Linked DNA regions of Homo sapiens: region 2 is linked to region 1. A link is a contact called in ENCODE Hi-C data. All regions are on one chromosome and are shown on one strand. The core of a region is the stretch at or near the end of the contact, and the rest is flanking DNA. Distances in the headings are between cores, read along the strand shown. Region 1 holds the start of SYNJ2BP-COX16 (SYNJ2BP-COX16 readthrough). Region 2 holds the start of MAP3K9 (mitogen-activated protein kinase kinase kinase 9).

Region 1 (7,489 bases), core at 3,468-5,967:
TAACCTCCCCAAGGCAATTTCCCAATCTAATAATGTGGATTAAATATTTATTACTCAGGGTTGCTGTGAAGATTAAATGAGTATGTATGTATGTATAGTATATATACAGTATATATATGTATGTATAGTATATATACAGTATATATACAGTATATATGTATGTATAGTATATATACAGTATATATATGTATGTATAGTATATATACAGTATATATATGTATGTATAGTATATATACAGTATATATATGTATATATAGTAACTAGCACACTACCGGAAAGACAATACCTCCTTTAGTATTCATTATTAAAACACTGCCATCAACCCATCATCTTTTCCAAGGCCTTTAAAGAAAGTAAGAAAATAAATATTCTCTTCCCTCTTTAAAGATGGCATATCAGGAGTAACTTGCTGAAACCCATTGAGGACTCGGACCTAAAAACAAGATTCCTAATCATAGTACTCAATGTACAGTAAGGTTGTCTTTATGGCCAATCTCTTACCTGTTGCAGTGCAAAAAAACATATTAAACAGTCTTGTCACACTTTTTAGAGTAACTGAGTTTTGAGACGCATTAAGAGACTTTCAATTTGATAAAGAAAAAGTGAGAGCCTTAGATACTATAATCAAGCTGGACTCCTGTAGAAAAAAACAAGATTCCACTAAAGATAAAAGGTAAACTGTTCAACCCTTGAAGACATTTGAGATTGTAGCCACTGCCTTTGTAATTCTTCAGCTCATACTATTAGTCTAAAATGGCAGGAAATAAAAACAAAACGAAGTTCCAAATGGTAGGAAACATAAAATAACATAAATAATCATAAAATGAGCCAAAGAATGAACTCTTAGAGATGGAAGAGACCTCTGAAGTCATCTAGCCCAAGTCCCTTCTTACAGTTGAGAAAGCAGACAACAGGAGAGATTCCATGCTATTAGGTTGGTGCAAAAGTAATTGCGGTTCTGCCATTGAAAGTAGTGGTACTTATGGCTGGGCGGGGTGGCTCACGCCTGTAATCCCAAAACTTTGGGAGGCCAAGGCAGGTGGATCACTTGAGGTCAGGAGTTTAAGACCAGCCTGGTCAACGTGGTGAAACCCTGTCTCTACTAAAAATACAAAAATTACCCGGGCATGGTGGCAAATGCCTGTAATCCCAGCTACACAGGAGGCTGAGGCAGGTGAATTGCTTGAACCTGGGAGGCAGAGGTTGCAGTGAGACAAGATCGTGCCACTGCACTCCACCCTGGTGACAGAGTGAGACGCGTCTCAAAAAAAAGAAGAACAAAAGAAAGTAATTGTACTTTTGCACCAACCTAATACATGTCAAGCTTCTTTTGCCTCTTCACTCTGTTGTCATAATTTCCCCAAGATTTCATTACTTCCCTTGCAGTAAGCAGATCAGTCAGGAACAGGTTCGACTGCCTTATAATATGGGCCCAAACACTGGAAATATCCACAATTCTTGTCCCTGACAGAACACAAAGGGGGAATGGTACACATGTTCTCGGATCTGATTAAACATCAGGTTCCTGAGTACACAGCTATACAAACACAAAGAGTGGGCAATGCTGCCTACAAAAGAAATGCATACTTAGAGGATTTTCATATTTCTTCCATAGATAGAAAGATCCTTATGGGACCATCAAAATTATGTGGAAGTTTCTAGTGGTGATTAGTTTCTAGTGGTATTTTGAGACAGTCTCCTCCCTATATATCTTCATGATGATACCATGAAGAAAAGCTGAATTAGACCCTGAGAAGAAGAGTATCACATACTAGGAAACCAGTTCTGGTAAGTGATTAACATGAACTTGAAACCTTTCTTTGTTAACTGAACCAACCAAATTTCAAATGACTGTTTTCACCCAAGTTCATTCCTAAACTTGAGGCTTTACTCTCCCAGTAAGTTCACTGACTTATATAATTAATACATGGAAATGCTTATGAAAATTTAGGAAGCCACTGAGTGAATAAATACATTCATTTGTAATAAATATGTGATACAGAAATCAAACCATTTTTGGGTGAAATATATTAGCTAGATATAATTATTCCCTTTAATTAGTCCTTGAAGCTTGTCCGAATGCCAATGTTTTGGGAAAATACTAACACTAGGAAATTTATGACTACAAATGCCAAAAAAGATGAAGTGATATTATACTGAATTTTAAAAAGATTTCATCTTTAGAACAAGAGATAATATCAGGGTCCTGCTCTGCTTTAGACAGGAGATCTGAAAATACTTTGGATGCCAGAGCAAAAGGACTATGTCAAAGTACATTAAATTCTTAAGCAAAAGGCAAGAATCAAATCTCAAACATCTCAAGAGGTAGTAAAATAACCGAAGATATTTAGGATAAAGAAGAAAGAGGCAAAACAGGAGCAGAACAACTAGAGCCTTTAAATAAATACTTGCACAGCAATCAGAAAAGGAACTAGCATTGTTTTAATTGGTCCTAAGAGAACAAGTTATCAATGGATGAAAAGTACAAAAAAACAGATTTTGATTGAAAAGTAACTTTCTATGTTAGCCTCAAAAGTCAATAAATATTAACAGTGAGTGAAGGATACATTTATATAAAATAGCAAAAAAATGAATCCAAGAAACTTGGGCATACCAAATGAGCCTTTGACAAAAGTTTAGGCGCACATATGGAGCATGACACTAATCCATTAAGATTAGTGATAGGCCAGGCATGATGGCTCATGACTGTAATCCCAGCACTTTGGAAGGCCAAGGCAGGAGGACTGCCTGAGTTCAGGAGTTCAAGACCAGCCTGGGCAACAAAGTGAGACCTCGTCTCTAAAAAAAAAAAAATATTAATAATGGTATTAGTGATGAGTTATATTCCGATAAGTAAAACCAACTTCCAATTTTTAATAATAGAAAGGAAGGCAGGGCACAGTGGCTCACACCCGTAATCCCAGCACTTTGGGAGGCAGAGGTGGGTGGATCATTTAAACTCAGGAGTTTAAATGAGACCAGCCTGGGCAACGTAGTGAAACATCGTCTCTACCAAAAATACAAAAAAATTAGCCGGGCGTGGCAGTGCACACCCATGGTATCGGTTACTCAGGAGGCTGAGGTGGGAGGATTGCTTGAGCCTAAGAGGGAGAGGCTGCAGTGGGCTGAGATCGTGCCACTGCACTCTAGCCTGGGCAACAGAGTGAGACCCTGTCTCAAAAAAAAAAAAAAGAAAAGAAAAAGAAAGAAAGAAAAGAAAAGAAGACACAAAGTATGGATAATTCTGAAAGTTATATTTTATAAAGAATAATCTATCCATGATTAAGCTACTGCAGAACTGCAGATGAGAAAAGGTGATGGACTGTCCTAGGTAGTGGCAAGGGAAACAGGAGTGAAAGAATTTCAGGAACATTTCAGAGATGGAGCTCAGAGTACTTGATGATTTATTAGAGACTCTTGGAATACAGTATTAGTAGGATTTACTGTGTCAGTTTAGCTATTTATCCATTAACAGTAACAATAGTAGGAAACACATACTGTTTACCATAGGTCAAGCAATGTTGTAAACATTTTACATGGATTAACTCATTTCATTCTCACAACACTATGAAGTATATTTATAACCATCCCCATTTTAGAGATGATAAACTAAGGCTTACATCAGTTAAGTTAGCCAATAAGTATCAAGAATCAGTAAGAGGTTAGATACAAGATTTAGACCCAGATACTGTAATTCCAAAGCTAAAGAGCTCTTAATTGATCAACTAAATAGTTGTAAAGGAAAGTAAACAAAGTCGAAAGCAGGCAGAATGTAGTAATGTCAAGAGCCCGGTTTAATGAAGAGCCACAGTGGGGGAAGAGGATAGCAGTTTGGCTGCTCAAAATCACATGAGGTGTTCATAAAAAATAAATAAATAAATAAAATAAATCTGTATTAAATCCAAATCCCTGCAGATGGGAGATAAGATTTAACTTTTTATTTTCTTTTTTTTTTTTTTTTTTAAAGCCCTGGGTAATTTTGTGGCGGAACCAAGTTTGGGAACCTGTGTAATAAAAGATTTCTAAGGGCTCTTCCTGCTTTAACATTCTAGTTGACATTGTAAATGAAGTTCCCAGAAATCAAAGGAGCGAGGGAGGGATCCTAGCTGCAGGAAAACGGCTATGCATTCAGAGTCCACACCGTTTATGCTCCCATTTTACTAAACGGTCCCTCATAGGGGGAGGGATAGAACAGGCAACGGAAAGAAGGATGTGGTATCCACGATAAGCAGGCTAAAAAAGCAGGCTTTTAAAAAGGCTTTTCTAGCACGATTTGCACAAAGAACCCCTTCTTGACTATATATATTTGTGTTCATCCAACTGGATTTTGAGGTGGATTCCTCAGACCCGTATCTGGCTAATGATGGATTTCAATATATTTTCTCTAAGCACCCCGAAGCGTTGCACGAAACCTCTAGGTTGTGGCCTGCCCGCCCCGAGGCCAGGTGAATCCGGCTCAGCAGCAGAGGTGTCTGCAATTACACCCTCTAATCCCCTACTGTCAGATATGACCCTTTCCGCACATACCTGAGGGCCCTCTGGTAAGATTGATCTCTTCCTCAGTGACCAAATAATCCACTCTTCCGTTCATGTTTTACAGCTCGTCTGGCTTCCTACTTGGGTCAGCTGGAGTGCAGCACAGGTGAAGGTGAATCAATCTCGGCGCTGCGCCCACAGCACAGCGGTTTCGGTTTCAGCAGCCTCGAGACCCGGAAAAGGAAGCCCGAAGGACTCGGAGCACTGGGAATGCTGGGAATCGTGGTTCCTACCGCCAATGGATTGCAGTTTCTCACCGGTTCCCAAAGCCAAGCATGAGGTGAGCAAGGGGCAAGTTACCATTCTAATTTGCCATTGGAAGCAAGTGGGAAGGGGGTGGCTAGTAAAAGTAAGGGACCTAAATAAATTGATATTGTCGAGAAAAAAAATTTTAAAAAAATCTCCTGCCATCCTAGAAAATCTCCACAAATGTAGAAAAGAAAAAAAAGGTGTATTATTCTGTAAGCATCGAACCAGACCGGAATGGGTGTTACAGGCAATCCACTAATGAGATTGCAAAGAGAGACAAAAATCTCACATTTTATGTAGCCAAAGCACACGCATCTTCTCATGTAAGACGAGTTAACATGGTTTGGTATTCAATTTTTGGTAGTTCACCGTTGGAGTGGCCGCCTGTGTTGGTTAATTGCCTTTATCCAAAGGAAAAATAAAACGTTATCTCTGTGACAAACAGGTACTTACGGCTTGGAGCAAGGCGCTTCGGGTAACTCCCGCGAGCCTGGAACATAGGGGCACTGTCTACCTTGATACTTAAATTTCAAGGAGTTGGCTCCCGGGACCTGACGAAAACAATTCCTGGGTTTTATCTGACAAGAGGCTTATTTAGCTTTTAAAAAGATACACACACACACACACACTACACACGGATTATAATTACAATTTGCTCAAGAAAATGTTTTAAGAAAGGGGGGTGGGGGAATGTCTCATTCTTTTGGCAACTGGGAAAATTCAATCTTTTTAATGTTTTAACTCTTACAATAAGGTTAACGCATGGCTTAGGTATAACTTTAGGCCAGTCTTCCTGACTTTTGGAATGAGACATTCCAAACTGAACTTGAATGAAACTTCAGGGGTCAAAAACACAAAAGCCTAAAGAGCCAGGAAGGTGACAACCTTGTGAAGCAACCTGGAGTTAGACCACAGGGATTGGTGGGGATCTTAGAGGACTAGAAAGTGCAAGGCCAATGTAAAGACATTTAAATTTAGAGTAAAAAACCAAAGCAGCAGCTACTATGTTTACCAAACAGAAGGAGATAGGGGCAGATTCGGCAGGAAGACCTCTTATTTGCTCACTCTGAGAGAAGTTAAGATGGAATAGTGGAGGCTGAGCACAGTGGCTCACGCCTGTAATCCCAGCACTTTGGGAGGCCGAGGCGGGTGGATCACCTGAGGTCAGAAGTTCAAGACCAGCCTGGTCAACATGGTGAAACCCTGTCTCCACTAAATATACAAAAAATTAGCTCGGTGTGGTTGCAGGTACCTATAATCCCAGCTACTCGGGGGGCTGAGGCAGAAGAATCGCTTGAACCCGGGAGGCGGAGGTTGCAGTGAGCCGAGATTGCACCATTGCACTCCAGCCTGGGCAACAAGAGCGAAACTTTGTCTCAAAAAAAAAAGATGGGATAGTGGAAATAACACAGATTATGACTTACAACTTGGGCTCAAGTTTCCATTCCATTCCCTTAAACTTGTCTGTCTTTGAGCAAGGAATCCAACATCTCTGAACTCTGTTTCCCCATCTTAAAATGGGATTGATAGTAGCTCTTCATATGTTGGTTGGATGAGTGAATAAAATGATCATTATAAAAGGCAGAGAATGATAAATTAAAAAAATGTGTAATATAAATAAATGACATTGGGGGCTGGGCGGGGTGGCTCACACCTGTAATCCCAGCACTTTGGGAGGCCAAGGTGGGCAGATCACTTGAGGTCAGGAGTTCCAGAGCAGCCTGGCCAACATGGTGAAACCCCATCTCTACTAAAAATACAAAAAAATTAGCTGGGCGTGGTGGCGCAGGCCTGTAGTCCCAGCTACATGGGAGGCTGAGGCAGGAGAATCACTTGAACCCAGGAGGCGGAGGTTGCAGTGAGTGGAGATCGTGCCACTGCACTCTACGCTGGGTGACGGAGCAAGACTCCATCTCAAAAAATAAATAGATAAAATAAAATAAATGACATTGGAATGTCAAGAGAGAAAAGATCAAATAGAAATGGGGGGAAAATCAAGAAATCATCAATGAGGAGATTTGTAAGGAAAAAAACACAAGGTTTCTTTTAGACCACTGTGGGGACGGTGGTGGGGGAATCACCTCTCAGTACCTGGGAAAATTGTCCTTTTCATCTGAACACACAGCTTCAAAAGAAATACATAGGGCAGTGAAAGAAAAAAGTATCCTAAACAAGTTGAGGAAATGCTGGTAATAAGTAGAGTGAGAGATGGGATATGTAAATTGCCTTTATTCCCTAATAGAAGTATAGGAATAATGGTGTCAGAGGCTTTTGAACTGGAGCGACTCCATCTTGAATAGGGGCTGGGTAAAATAAGGCTGAGACCTACTGGGCTGCATCCCCAGGAAGTTAGGCATTCTAAGTCACAGGATGAGATAGGTCAGCACAAGGTACAGGTCACAAAGACCTTGCTGATAAAAGAATGTGGTAAAAAAGCCAGCCAAAACCCACTAAAATCAACGTGGTGATTAAAGTGACCTCTGGTCATCCTCACTGCTCATGATATGCTAATTATAATGCATTAGCATGCTAAAAGACACTCCTGCCAGCGCCATGACAGTTTACAAATGCCATGGCAACATCAGGAAGTTACCCTATATGGTCTGAAAAGGGAAGGAACCCTCAGTTCCAGGAATAGCCCACCAATTTCCCCTAAAACTCATGAATAATCCACCCCTTGTTTAGCATATAATCAAGAAAAAAC
Region 2 (7,489 bases), core at 2,543-5,042, 390 kb after region 1:
CCAGCCTGGGCAACAAAGCAAGACCTCACCTCTGTTAAAAAAGTAAATAAAAATAATTGGCTGGGCATGGTGGCATGCGCCTCTGGTCCCAGCTTCTTTGGGAGGCTGGGGTGGGAGGATCTCTTGAGCCCAGGAGTTCAAGGTTGCAATGAGCTATGATTATGCCACTGCACTTCAGCCTGGGCGACAGAGTGAAAACCTGTCTCTAAAAATTAAAAAAACAAAAAAAGCTTTTAAATAAAGTTTGAAGCTAAATTTTCACTTTAAGAAGCAATAATATGAAACTAAAGCTGAACAGTATTGCTTGACTTAATGTCTTCTATTCATGGTCCAGAATGCAACGTCACAACACATGCTCAGAGGAGAAGTTCAAAAGGGTAACTCTGGCGATGAAGTGTCAGTGGCTCAATTTCATTCCAAGTCTTCGGAGACAAGGTTTGTCAATCGTCTTCACTTTCCGAGTGACACAAACTGATCTGGTAGAGCACATAGACTTCAATGACCGCCCATGTTCACCCTCTGATGAACCAAGGCACTGCACTGAAGTTTTATATTTACATACTTAATCTCCCTCATGTAACTTATAAGCAACTTCTGATCTTATCACTTCTTTATGTCCTGGTACTTAACACAGTGTACAGTATCTATCACTCACTAGGTACTCAATAATTAGTTTTTGACTGAAACTAAATTTTCTGAATTATCAAAAATTAATTCTAGTCAAGATCAGAACTCCTAGTGAGGCCAAATAAAAGAACGTGTCAGGTCTTTCAAATGCCATATTCTTCAAGTTAATTCTTTCCATTAGAACAAGTTACTTCCTACTTTCTCAACATCTGGGTTCCAGATTTAGGAATCCACTCTATCCAAGATAACTTGTATGACAATGAAGATAAGTCCTGGCCACCAAATGAAAAAGTAGCACGCTGTTGCCATGCCTAGCTCTGTGGACAGTTTTTCAGCCTAAGTCATACTGACTCTTGACTGCTCTAGCAGCCAGAGCACAAGATATTGAAGAAACCGAGTTCCTGATCACGAACCTCACCTAGCTCTTCTGCTTTGACATTAGCTGTCCCTGAAAACAAAATCACAAAACTTCACCCACAGAATCAAAATCTGACTTATGTTTAAAATGACACTGTTTTCTAACATGCCAGGCTATTCATATTTCTTCCAATATATGACCAAGTTCATTTTCAACACTTTCAAAACACTATGCCAGGATGCTTAGCCTTAAGGCTACCAAACTAGTCCCAAAAAGATGTAGTATCTGGAAACAATTTAAAGTAATTTGCTACCTCCAGGCATTTTAAAGATCAAAATGAAGAAAAATGAAGTTTTAAACTGAATGAGAGGGAGAGGGGGAACCTAAAGATTTGAACATCGATTTGATAGTCAAAACACCAACAGAAAAAGAAGAGCAGAAAAACAAGCGAAGAGGCTATGATTTTGATATTATGTGCTAGTTTTTAAAAAACATCTAAAGATAGGCCAGACACGGTGGCTCACGCCTGTAATCCAACACTTTGGAAGGCCGAGGCGTGCGGATCACTTGAGGTCAGGAGTTCGAGACCAGTTTGGCCAATATGGTGAACCTCATCTCTACTAAAAATGCAAAAATTAGCCAGGCATGGTGGCGGGCGCCTGTAATCCCAGCTACTCAGGAGGCTGAGGCAGGAGAATTGCTTGAACCCGGGAGGCAGAGGTTGCAGTGAGCTGAGATTGCACCACTGAACTCCAACCTGGGAGACAACGAGACTGTCTCAAAAAAACAAAAAAACTCAAGATTAAAGTAACACAATTGCTGGGGTAAAAAATAACTTACAGAGCCAAAAACGTAACTGTTACAAAGGAAATCTTAATATTTAAATATTTAAAGTTGGTCCTTGCTAATGACGTTTTAAAAAATCAACTAAGATGAAAGTATACAAAATAAGGAATAAACAGTAATTAATACATATTAACAATACCTTTTTAACAGATAAGAGATTATGGAAACTCTCAAATACAAAATAGTGTAAACTGCACTAAAGAGATATTTACATGTTTTTTTCTGAAATAAACTAGTATGATTAAGGGATTGTGATGGCAATTTAACTCCCTTGAAAAAAAAAGAAGATTTCATTATAGGGTATGAAATATGGGGCTCCTGGAAAATTGACGGAAACCAGGACACTGGGAGAAAGGCCCTGGGAGGGACCCCTGAGCATGGTCCCCCTGAGATTTGACCAGTTCCAAAGATAGGCAAGGATCTAGAATGAGAAGAAAGAAGAAAATGTATTTCCCAAACAGCCTCACTGTCAAAGGACTGGGATTCAGCCACTGTACCTTGCAATCCTGATCTCCCATGGGGGAACGACATACTTTTTCCTCTCTAATCATCACTTGTCTCACCCCCACTCTCAACACACACATCCCTCTTAGCACATTAATCAGTGAGACTCCTAAAGGTACAACTTCTGAGATATAAGAAATAGGATCCAAGAAATCAACCCGACATTTTACAGGCAACTGAGCCTTGAGTTCACACATGCTTCCGGGACTTGTGAGCCAGCTCAGCCCTGCGGAGACACCCCCATCTCTTTGAAAGCAAATGCCTTTAGGAGGCGGGGACAGGCGTTAGAAGAGGTGGTGGCAAGGTCCCTGATTTGGGGACTAAGGCTAGGACACTAACCACCATCTTGCCATAAACACTTCCAGATTGGGAATGGGGGGCGGCGGGGGGGTGGGTAAGAGAAGGGACTGGGAAACTGGCAAATTCTCAGACTGGGACTTCAGGATGTGGAAATCGGGAGCCACTGCTGAGGTGGCCAACTGAAGGTGAAGAAGCCCAAGCGTCTGAAGTGCGGGCAGGGCCTGAGGCGTCTCGAGCTTATCCAGCAAGCAAAGCCCGGGCAGCCTAAGCGCGCGCCACCCACACCCAGGTCAATCGTCCTCCCCACCCCCCGCCCTCATCCCAGCCCTCGCGCAGTGCTCCCCCCTTCCCCGACCGCCCCCCAGGCCTCCGTCATTCCCCCTCCCCGCCCGGCCCCGCCTTCGCCTTACACTGAATGGGCGGGTAGCAACTGGGGTCCTCGCCGCCGGGCTGGCAGCGGCTGGAGAAGGCGCTGCGCGGGGTCACGTAGTTGCTGGGGAAGATGCCCACCCGCTGGTTCAGCTGCCCGGTCCACCAGCCCTCGTCGCCGGACACCTGCGAGTCCTTGGACAGCACCTCCACCACGTCGCCCAGCCGCAGGGTCAGCTCGTCCTCGCCCGCCGCCTCGTACTCGAACACGGCCGTCCAGTAGGGCAGCGGCGCGTCGCAGCCCAGCTCCCCGGGGCCCACCGCCGCCGCCGCCTCCTCCTCCTCCTCCTCCTCCTCCTCGGCCCCGGCCCCTGCTCCATCCTCCCCCGGCGGGGCGGCAGCGGCGGCGCTCGCTAGGCAGCCGAGAAGCGCTCTGGAGGGCTCCATGGAGCGGCCGATCCATAGGGTGCGGGGCCGCCGCCGCCCGCAGGAGCCGCCGCCGCCTATTGTTCATGCGCCTCCGCAGAGCTGGGAGGACCCCCCCCCAACGACGGCGGCCGCAGGTAGGGCCCGGGCTGGCAGGGCTGGGAGAGCCGGCTCGCCGGCGCTGTTACCGCGGTACGAGAAGAGCGCCGAGCGCGAGCTCTTCGCGCAGCCTAGGGGCGCAGCGGGCCGAGTCCCCGCCTGCCCGCTCGCCCCCCCGGGGGCGGCCTCGTCACCTCTGCCGCCGGTACCTGCTCGCGCAGCCGGTGCCCGCCGCTGCCAGCCGGCCGCCGCTCTCCTCTCCGCGCCGTGCCGTGCCCCGCCCCCCGCACCGCCAGCTCGCCGGGACCACCTGACGCGGGCCTGGCTCCGCCCCAGCCCTGCGGACCCCAGGGGGCTCCGCCCCACGCCCGCCCCGCCCCGCGCCCGCTGCCTTCCCATTGGCTGCGGCCGCCCAGTCCCCGGTTCCTCCGCCGTGGTTGGGGCAGCCTAGCTGGCCGTCTCGCAGGTCCCTCTCACCCCCTGCGCCGCCGTCGCACCGTGCCCTCCCCCATTGCGGGCTCTGTCATTCTCAAACCCAGGTCGACCCACTCTTCCCGCCCACTGGCCCGCCGCAGCTCCCTCCATTGGCTCGCGGCACCTGTCCGTTTCCTGGGAGAGTTCAGCACCTCCCGGCAGGAAGAGGCTCCGGCCTCATTGGGTGCGTGAGAAGGGAAGGGTGGATCCTAAAAGGTAATACTGAGCCTTCATTCAAACTAAAAGGCTGGAAGGGAGGCAGCTGCCTTTGTTTGCCATGGATGGGTAGGGGCTGCACTGAGCAGCACCGGTGTTCTTCATCCGGCTGCACCCCCAACAGAGCTCTTTCTTCCCCAGATCCCTTTTACAGTTGGATTCTCCCTCTTGGATCTGGCTCTGCCTTAGTCCGACCTAGAGGGATCAGCTTCGCCCACGCCCACTCTCACCCGGAACCTTTCATCTCTTATTGAAGCCTTTTAGGCCCATTGGGATGTTCATTAGAACTCTGAAAACTACAGTTCTCCCCTTTATGAGGACTGCACCACAGCTCGCCCTCTCCTGGGTTCCGGTAAGAAGAGATTCCAATACCACTCTTTTTTCAGAATTCAGAAAGGCAAGAGACCACCTTACTGAGCTTCAAACTGGGGCTGGGAACGCTGCCATGAATTGGGCTTGGTCTGTCTGAAGGGAGCCACCTTTTCGACAATCCTTAGACTTCTTTTGCCTGTTGGAATTACACCTTGGATCGTGGCGAAGTCTATAGAGGTCAGATTAAGAAGAACCAAAGCAGAATAAACGTAGAACCCGATGCTGAGTTCACGAGTGAGGACGACCTCTTCCTATATGCTTTGCTATACCCTGCGTTTTGAACATTAAGGACGAGATAGGAGGCCCATAATGTTTCTTCTTGCTTTAATCCTGTCGTGGCAACGTTGACTTCCAGTAAGAAAGGTTCTCTGATCTTTTTTTCTCTTTTCTTTTCTTTTCTTTTCTTTTCCTTTCTTTTCTTTTCTTTTCTTCCAGGGTCTCAGTTTGTTGTCCAGGCCAGAGTGCAGTGGCGCAATCTCGGCTCACTGCAGCCTCAACATCCTAGGCTCAAGCCATCCTCCCACCTCACCCTCCCGAGTAGCTGGAAGTACAGGCTCGTCTTGAACTCTGGGCTGAAGTCATCCACCTGCCTCGGCCTCCCAAAGTGCTAGGATTACAGGCCTTAGCCACCTCACCTAGTCCTCTGAAATTTCTAAATAAGCCAGTGCTGAAGGATCTAGCCCAACTTCTACCAAACTTTGTTACCTTTTCCCCTTCAGTGGTAGGAATAGACATGATTTATTTAGCAAGGGTGAGTGCTTTTGTTGAATTTTAGTTTGGGGTTTATTATTACACAAACTAAAGACAGCGGGGCAATTTGGAAAGATAACTAGGCAGCTGCATGACTTCAGGCAGGTGTCCTAACACTGTACTCTTAAAGTGAGGGGAGTGAACTGGAAGATATCCTGTGTCCTCATAGTTTGAACATTCTGTGGTTCGCTCATCAATATGACTACACTGTATAGTCATAGCACACATTTGAGGTCTTGAAGAAGAGAGATGAGGCTTGTTCTAAAAAGCATCCAGAGTAGGTCTTGAAAAAGGATTTCTGTTTAAGTAAAGACCTAAAACAATGCTCAGATTCCTATTATACATAGGATCCATGAACTGGAAAAGATATGGATGAGTCTGAGTAAATTATCTAGGTTTTGTTTTAGACAAAACCATTCCACTGTCAAGCAGCAGAGAGCAAGGGAGTGGGGATGGAGGTATATTGTGTTTTTTTAAAGGCCATAAGAAAATAATTGTCTTGATAAAATTTTAACTTAGGACTGGGTATGGTGGCTCGTGCCTGAAATCTCAGCAGTTTGGGAGGCTGAGGCAGGAGGATCACTTGAGCCCAGGAAGGAGACCAGCCTGAGCAACATGGCGAGACCCCTATCTCTACAAAAAATGTTAAAATTTGCCAGGCATGGTGGTGCAAGCCTGTAGTCCCAGCTGTTTGAGAGGCTGAGGCAGGAAGATTGCTTGAACCTAGGAGGTCAAGGCTGTAGTGAACAGTGTTTGCTATACCACATTCCAATCTGGTGACAAAGCAAGACCCTGTCTCAAAAAAAAGAATTTTTTTTAACTTGAGGGAAAAAAAGTTTTACAAACTGTAGACACACAGCAAAACAGAAACAGGAAAAAAAGTACTAAAAAGAGAAAAATGTCAGTAGTGGGTCTCTAAGTAGTCGGATTATGAGTAATTGGGTAAGTTTATTGTCATTTTGCTTCTCCATAATTTCGTATGTTCTACTATTTAGTTTTGTGGATTCCTTCCCACTCCCTGGGAAGAGGGGAAGAGAGGAGAAAAATCATTGATTCTTCTCAATAGGAAAACTAATTCCCTGTGCAACTTAAACCTTTAATACCATAGCATGTGTTTAGAATCTCATAAAGAATCATTCATCAAACATTTCAACAAGTCATTCAGTTAATATTTGTTGAATGGGTAAGTGCTAGGAATTCAAATGAGGGTAGATCTTTCAGACTAAACTTGTCTGGCAGGGTTGCATGGAAGAAGCAGAACCAGAACTGGTCCTGGAGGGGAATGGGGTGGAGCAGGGAAGAGTGTGTTCAGGAAAGGAGGGTGGGAATAGGCACAGCCACAGACGTAGGAAAGCATGGAGAGGGGACCATTTGGATGGAATAGAAGGATGAGAAAGAACTGAAAAGATAGGTTGAGACCAGACTGTAGAGGGCCCTGTAATCACTTGATTCACACTAGTAATTATGTAATTGATTATTTGTAATTATTTAATGTCTGGTGCATCCACCATAAGGGTAGGAACCAGTCTGTCTGGTTCTCCACAGCTCTCCCAGCACCTAGAGAGTGCTTAGCACATAATTGACTCTCAGTACTTCTTTGCAACTGGATGGCTGACTTGAATCCCAGGCGAAGAAGCCTTGGTTTTGTTCAGCATGTAAAAGATTATCACTGAAAGGTTTTGAGTAGGGCTGTGGGGTGATCAAATACTGCCTTCCCTGAGGACTAGAATGGATGAGGAGATGCTTAAGTTGGGCATTGAAAGATATGTACAACCTGATTAATAGAGAATAAAAGATGTGGAAATAGAAATTAATGTAGTGGGTAGCAATAATAGAAATTTCATCCAGAGAAGAGGAGAGAATGCAAAAAGGGAGTGATGGGAAATAAAACTGATGAAATAAAAGAAGGGCAGATTGTAAAAGACTTTGAAAGTCAGGTGGAATTACCAAGATTTTACCACTATGAAGTTTTTGAGGAGGGGATTGGCAGATGTCACCCCAAAAAAGAAACATTTTCTCTACCACGCTGAAAAGCATAGCATAAGGGAGAAAATAGCAATCAAGATGCAAGTTGGCATTAGACTTAAGTCAACAGATCATGGTTTATCCTGGCTTTGTCCTTTAAAAATGCTGTGACTTTGGGCAAGA

What was found. Hi-C counts contacts between places; a loop is a spot of excess contacts on that map. Pooled maps may share reads with other maps.
Region 2: a loop to region 1 is called in a map of mammary epithelial cell, with 9 times the contacts of the local background. The contact joins the promoter of MAP3K9 here to the promoter of SYNJ2BP-COX16 in region 1. A Hi-C loop is called at or near these places in 4 of 168 maps with a recorded cell type or tissue (OCI-LY7, PC-9, chondrocyte and 1 more), 3 of 37 single-sample maps with no recorded cell type and 16 of 50 pooled maps.

What each region holds. Positions count from the first base shown.
Region 1 is chr14:70,412,373-70,419,861 of GRCh38, forward strand. It overlaps SYNJ2BP-COX16 (SYNJ2BP-COX16 readthrough), which reads right to left and starts at 4,718. Exons shown (of 5, transcript NM_001202549.2): 1 at 4,528-4,718. The coding sequence starts at 4,591. It overlaps SYNJ2BP (synaptojanin 2 binding protein), which reads right to left and starts at 4,718. Exons shown (of 4, transcript NM_018373.3): 1 at 4,528-4,718. The coding sequence starts at 4,591. It overlaps LOC124903339 (a long non-coding RNA gene), which reads left to right and starts at 4,713. Exons shown (of 2, transcript XR_007064237.1): 1 at 4,713-4,816. RefSeq lists enhancers at 4,494-4,573, 4,505-5,704, 4,684-4,793.
Region 2 is chr14:70,805,721-70,813,209 of GRCh38, forward strand. MAP3K9 (mitogen-activated protein kinase kinase kinase 9) reads right to left here and starts at 3,793. Exons shown (of 12, transcript NM_001284230.2): 1 at 3,046-3,793. The coding sequence starts at 3,451. MAP3K9-DT (MAP3K9 divergent transcript) reads left to right here and starts at 3,064. Exons shown (of 2, transcript NR_184164.1): 1 at 3,064-3,567. RefSeq lists an enhancer at 2,355-2,414 and a silencer at 3,355-3,994.